2 separate regions of the Homo sapiens genome follow, and region 2 is linked to region 1. Evidence: chromatin contacts called from ENCODE Hi-C or POLR2A ChIA-PET data. All regions are on one chromosome and are shown on one strand. Each heading gives the region's core, a stretch centred on a gene start or an enhancer-like site at or near the end of the contact. The rest is flanking DNA. Distances are from core to core; before and after follow the strand shown.

Region 1 (3,118 bases), core at 173-2,672:
AGCCTGGGGAACATAGCAAGACTTCATCTCTACAAAAAAACTTTAAAAATGAGCCAGGTGTGGTGGTGCCATGCCTGTAGTTCCAGCTACACCGGAGGCTGAGTAGGCAGGATCCCTGAACCCAGGAGTTTGAGGCTGCAGTGAGCCACTACCCTCCAGCCTGGGGAGCAGAGTCAAACCCTGTTCCCTCTTTATCTGCCACCCCCACCCCCCCAAAAAAAGAAAGAAAAAATAACATAGACTAGGCAAATACCCCCGAAAGTGAATGCAAATGTATTTTAGTGTACTCTTGAGGGGCGGTGAGGTGCAAACTCTCTTATCACAGTCTCAAAAAGGAGTACAAGACTCAGAATACAGCCAGATTGGCCTCCGGGCATTGAATGTGGTAGGAAGTGGGGAGGAAGCCACTGCAGAGGAGCCTTAGTGTGGAAACAGCAGGTGTGGTCTGCTTGCAACAGAGGTTCTCCTCCCACTTTTAGGGACGGCTCCTGGTGGAATCACAAAGAGCAAGCTCCTTTCAAGCCTGAGGCCCCAATTCCTTTCAGGCAAGGGGAAGTTAAGAGAAAGGGCAGGTAACATTAGTGCCTGATTAAGGTACTTAAGCAAAATAGCACTACAATCCTCAGAACATGCCATAGTCTGAAGAGACAAAAACTCTTCACCCTCACTTGTATAAGGGGTCACTGTAATATTTTAGCATTTGCCTTTAGCAACTTGAAGAGGAAGAGATGTGAAGTAGCAGCGGCAAAGCTCTCTTAAGTGAAAAAGACTCGTGTATTTTCCTTTTCCATACATTTGACACCACAGGCATTTAACACATTTTTAACATTCAGTGGCTGTTACATACTATACAGTTTTCTAGCTATTATACTTGTAGTAATTCTATGACCTGATGCATATTCTACTATACATACTTCATTTACAAGTGCCACACAATCTTTCTGTGTAGTGAAAAATCAGCTTCCCGGCCGGGCGCGGTGGCTCACGCCTGTAATCCCAGCACTTTGGGAGGCCAAGGCGGGCGGATCACAAGGTCAGGAGATCGAGACCATCCTGGCTAACATGGTGAAACCCCGTCTCTACTAAAAACACAAAAAAATTAGCCGGGCATGGTGACGGGCTCCTGTAGTCCCAGCTACTCGGGAGGCTGAGGCAGGAGAATAGCATGAACCCGGGAGGCGGAGCTTGTAGTGAGCCGAGATTGCGCCATTGCACTCCAGCCTGGGCGACAGAGCGAGACTCTGTCTCAAAGAAAAAAAAAAACAAAAAAAACCCGTCTTCCCTAATTTATGCATTTTTCTTACAAATAACACAAGCTGTTGACCTCTTATTTTTAGCCTCCCAGCTGAATAGGGCAGTTACAGAAATATTTGGATGAGGCGGGCCCAGAAACCAAAGAATTTCTTCCTGTCTGTATCTACCCTGTAGGTTAGCCCCGCCTGCTGGCGTCTTGCTTTTGTAAAAGGCTGCGTAAGCAAGTGCAGACGTGAGTTGCAGATCATCTTGAATCTCCGGAGCGACAAGCTCCATCACTCAAAGCGGATCAAATACTCTGGTCCCTTCTTTGTTCTTCTGTTTCTCTTCTCCTCCTATGGAATTTATCCTCCTGTTGATGCCACCGAGCGATACGACAACATCTTTATCTCCCTCAGCGTCCTGTTTTCCTTCATCCTCTTTGGTTCTTGGTCTGTTTGGCATGGATGTGCACAATCTCATGGGAGTGCAAAATCTCGAGTACTTCTTGCATGATTCAATGCAAATTTATTGCAGCAATACTCTACCTGTTTTTAAAATGTGTGCAACAAGTGTTGACTTCAGTGGCCTGACCCTATAATCCTGTAACTGTTTAAGTGTTCGGACATGGGAAGTTGCTTTGATTACAACCACAATATTCAAAAACTAGATTCCATGTAGATTTATTTATTTTCTTTATTTATTTTTTGGAGACAGGGTCTTTCTCTGTTGCAAAAAGGAGCTGGCTGGAGTGCAGTGTCACGATCTCAGCTCACTGCAGCCTCGACCTGCTGGGCCCAAGTGATCCTCCTGCCTCAGCCTCCTGAGTAGCGGAGACTATAAGCACATGCCACCATGTCCAGCTAATGTTTGTATCATTTGTAGTGACAAGGCTTCACCATGTTGCCCAGGGTGGTCTCGAACTCCTGGGCTCAACTGATCCACCCTGGCCTCCCAACGTGCTAGGATTACAGGCGTGAGCGAACCCCAGGTAAATTTTAAAATCCAGCTTAATTCCAATTACATGTAAGTGGCTGCTTTAAGCTAATGGAAAATAAGCAAGTTTATAATTTTTAAAAAATGAAATTCAAAATTAAGAGATAACCCATGAAATCTTATACCCTGACAAGTGGCCCTTTAAAGGCTGTGGACCTTACCTTGATATTCTCTGGCCTTCTTCCCCTAGATACTATTAATAAACAGCAGCAGACTAACGTAGTGACAACAAGAGTGAATAAGAAAGACAAATGGCCTGAAAAATCCACAAGGGGATATAAGTCTGGGTTCGTTTATTTATACAGATCTACTATGTTGCCAAACCCAGTTTATATTCTGAGGATACTATGGTGTGGTAGGAGAACTCCATTTCCTGTTTGCATAGAATTTAAATTCTACTGGGATGAGGCTATGTATTCATTTTTACGTTTTATTTCTTTTTTGTTGTTGTTCTCGAGACAGAGCCTTGCTCTGTCGCTCAGGCTGGAGTGCAATGGTGCAATCTCAGCTCACTGCAACCTCCACCTCCTGGGTTCAAGGGATTCTCCTGCCTCAGCCTCCCGAGCAGCTGGGATTACAGGCGTGCACCACCACGCCCAGCTAATTTTGTATTTTTAGTAGAGATGGGGTTTCTCCATGTTGGTCAGGCTGGTCTCAAACTCCCGACCTCAGGTGATCCACCTGCCTCAGCCTCCCAAAGTGCTGGGATTATAGGTGTGAGCCACCGAGCCTCCGCCCCACCCCCACCACCATTCTTCTTAACGATCTAAATTTAGACTTTCCAAACATACTCGAAGTAGATGTGAGGAGCTTAATCAAATCATCACAGAAACATTCGTCTCTGTAGTGGTAGAAATAGGTACTTGATAAATCAAACTGTCAGTTTCTT
Region 2 (3,606 bases), core at 773-3,272, 110 kb after region 1:
TATTGCCATAGGGCCTCATATGATTAGCAGAAGTTAAAATAGCAAGTCAACAAAATAATAAAAAAGAAGACATGGGCTGGGCACAGTGGCTCACACCTGTTATCCCAGCACTTTGGGAAGCCAAGGCAGGCAGATCACCTGAGGTCAGTTTGAGACCAGCCTATCCAACATGGAGAAACTCTGTCTCTACTAAAAATACAAAATTAGGTGGGCATGGTGGCACATGCCTGTAATCCCAGCTACTCAGGAGGCTGAGGCAGGAGAATCGCTTGAACCTGGGAGGCAGAGGTTGTGGTGAGCCGAGGTTGCGCCACTACACTCCAGCCTGGGCAACAAAAGCAAAACTCCATCTCAAAAAAAAAAAAAGAAGAAGAAATTATTCTCATTCCCCTTTCCATGGCCTTGTCTACTCAGATATTTAAATACTATCACGGTACCCCCCTAAAATATTGAGAGAAGAATAGAGTCATGGGATGCTAGGGCTGAAAGAAAACTTGGTAATCATCTCTCCTCTCCTCATTTTGTTGTTGTTGTTGTTGTTTGTTTGTTTGTTTGTTTGTAGAGATAGGGTCTTGCTATGTTGCCCAAGCTGCTCTCAAACTCCTGGACTCAAGCAATCCTCCCATGTTGGCCTCACAGTGTGCTGGGGTTACAGACATGAGCCACTGTGCCCAGCCTACGTTTTCTCTGCTTTTATTTCTCAAGTTTGACAGTGAAACTCAGCAAATTAGATTACAAGCATATAATCATTACTAGGGAGGTTCTTGGATTTCAGGTCCGAGGACTGTTAGGCAAATGCTGTTTTTACTACCAAAAAAAAAAAAAAATCACATTAAAAAAAAAAAGATATATGGTATTGCTAATAAAGGGGAAGCTGCCGAGAACTGCATGAACTGAAGTAGCAGGGACTGCAAACAGCAAAATTTTAATAAAAATAGAGTTATCTGTCATGAGCTATATGTTAAATATTGTTATTATCTGTTTTGAAATGAAAGTATGTAGGAGTCAGGGATTAAAAGTCCTTTAGAACAAGGCTGGGTGTGGTGGCTCACGCCTGTAATCCCAGCACTTTGGGAGGCAGAGGCGGGTAGATCACCTGAGGTCAGGAGTTTGAGACCAACCTGGCCAACATGGTGGAACCCTGTCTCTACTAAAAATACAAAAAAATTTAACTGGGTGTGGTAGCACGTGCCTGCAATCCCACCTACTCAGGAGGCTGAGGCAGGAGAATCGCTTGAACCTGGGAGGCGGAGGTTGCAGTGAGCTGAGATCATGCTACTGTACTCCAGCCTGGGCAACAGAGTGAGACTCTGTCTCAAAAAAAAAAAAAAAAAAAAAAAGTCCTGCAGAGCAAGATTACTTTTTACATTTCTTCAAGTTAATTTGGCTAAAAATACCATACCTTTATGTGTTTAAGATTAGTAGAGGATTAAAAAAAATTATTACTAAGTTGACCAGCCGTAATTTAAAGGTAATTAATATCCTGAAACTAAAATTCCACTGTGATAGAGAAAGAAAAGTGGACCCCAGAATCAAATTGTAGTAATAGGATAACAGAGTCAGTAGCAATAAGGAATGGGCAAAAGAATAAAAAAAAGAAAGAGGAAATGGAAAGGGAAAAAAAGTGCAATCAATTATTTGAAAAACAAATTAATGGGGACAGCTGGAATCAAAGTTCAGGGTGAAATACATAGCCAATTCAAAGAAAGGAAAGAAATGATGTAAAAATTCACTATTAATTCCACTATGAAAATATTAAAAGCAAAGACAAATGCAATGTGGAATATTTAGAAAAAGGAAGTTAGACATAGAGATAAGATAAAAGAATTCAAAGTCAGAGAAGGAATAGGGGAAATAGAAGATAGTGACACTCAAACTCATTACCTATAATGAGCAAAACAGGCTAAGCACAAGTCATCAGGTAGGTCTAGGTTTTCTTACCAAAAAACTGAGACAGTAGCTGAAGGCTTCAGCACCTGGATGTCTCCACGAGTCCTGTCTGGTCCCCACACTTAGCCACAGTGAAGTCATGAAGTATGGCAAGAAAATTTGCTGAGCTTTCTCTTCTTCTGTTCTCTCTCTGTTTCCGGCAATAAGTTAAGTCTTATGCTCTAGACCACTATCTGACCTCACAGGAAGAGTTTCAAAGTGAGTCATTTCTAAATGGCTTAGAAAGGCAAAGCAGGAAAACAGAAGTAGGAGTTTATAATCCTGAGACATTTTCTGCAGCACACAGAGAATGGTTAGAGAGAGGGTACCTCTGTACATAGGGTTCAACTTTATAGGTTTTGTTTAGAAATGAAAAAAAAAAGACTCTATGAGATGTGAGGGTTGGAGTGGGGAGTGGTTGGGGAGGAATGACCTGAATAAACTCATTTAATTAATCTCAAATAACATATCTGAAATGCTTGATATATGTGAAAAACGGTGCCATGTCAAAATCAGGATGAATTAAGCTATATTCTAATCTCCAGAGATTCACAATCGAGTGGGAATATGTACCCATACATATACACACAAAGCTGTAATACAAACTAGGCTATAATAATAGAAGTAACAATAGAAGTAAAATAATAGAACACTCTAGCCAGGGGTATATATAACCCAGGGCAATCTAGGAGAGTCTTAAGATAGAAATAAGATGTGGGCAAGTACTTAATTAAGTACCTGTAGGAATTCTAGAGACAGAAAAAGGTGAAAAGCTGCTTAGGCTATAAGTGGAGCCTAGTCAAAGGCAGGTAGGTGGTAGAGGGCAGGTAGGTGGGGAGGTAGGTGGGAGAGCTTAGTGGTCACTGGAGAACAGGCTGGAGTCTAGGTGCTGTTTCATCAGGAAGGAGTACAGAAGACTGAAGGTAATTCCTGCTTAATGAATACTATGCTGTAAATAATTCTTATATTATTCTTTTAGATATATGCATATACTCTTTTAGATATATGCATATAAAATAAAGTTTATTTGGGTCAAATGTATTTGAACACTGTTGTCTGTGATATAGGCTTCAGTCTATATTAATCAACTTGTCCAAACCATAATATCTGCTCCTCTGCTTGTTTGCAGTCAAGTCACCACGGAATATTTTTGAGGCAGAAAGATCAAAAGAAAAATGCCAAGAGTTGAGTAGTATTTATTAGTTTATTTCCATTGTCATCATCTAATTACAAAAATAGAACATACTTTGTTCTAGAAGAGATAAATTGAAATAATACAGAATTATAATGGGTAAAAAAAATGAAAGATTTTCTTTTCAATTCCACTGCTCGAAGTAACTATTTTTAATAGGTTAGTGTTCATTCTTCCTGATTTTTTTTTTTCTGAATATAGCACACATTTTGTTTGTTGGAGACAGGGCCTCAGTCTGTCGCCCAGGCTGGAGTGCAGTGCCACCATCTTGGCTCACTGCAACCTCTGCCTCCTAGGTTCAAGCAATTCTCCCACCTCATCCTCCTTAGTAGCTGGGACTACAGGCATGTGCCACCACAACCGGCTAATTTTTATATTTTTTCGGTAGAGATGGGGTTTTGCCATGTTGGGCAGGCTGGTCTTGAACTCCTGAGCTCAGGTGATCCACCTGCCTCAGCCTCCCAAAGTGCTGTGATTACCGGTGT

What was found. A loop is a pair of places that touch in the nucleus more often than their neighbours do. ChIA-PET counts read pairs that join two places held with the same protein, here RNA polymerase II (POLR2A). Pooled maps may share reads with other maps.
Region 2: a loop to region 1 is called in a pooled map, with 2.4 times the contacts of the local background. The contact joins the promoter of C3AR1 here to the enhancer-like site in region 1. A Hi-C loop is called at or near these places in 1 of 168 maps with a recorded cell type or tissue (naive thymus-derived CD4-positive, alpha-beta T cell) and 4 of 50 pooled maps. POLR2A ChIA-PET finds 5 or more read pairs at or near these places in 9 of 52 experiments (CD4-positive, alpha-beta T cell, CD4-positive, alpha-beta memory T cell, IMR-90 and 5 more).

What each region holds. Positions count from the first base shown.
Region 1 is chr12:7,959,434-7,962,551 of GRCh38, forward strand. No RefSeq gene overlaps it. Among named protein-coding and RNA genes, the nearest start is that of SLC2A3, 25 kb to the left of the region's middle. RefSeq lists cis regulatory regions at 378-503, 1,276-1,610. Within about 2 kb of position 1,423, at least 34 of the 41 ENCODE cell types and tissues checked have a DNase peak (open chromatin) inside an H3K27ac peak, as active enhancers do; they include CD4-positive, alpha-beta T cell, where a contact is called at or near this core.
Region 2 is chr12:8,064,337-8,067,942 of GRCh38, forward strand. It overlaps C3AR1 (complement C3a receptor 1), which reads right to left and starts at 2,023. Exons shown (of 2, transcript NM_004054.4): 1 at 1,942-2,023.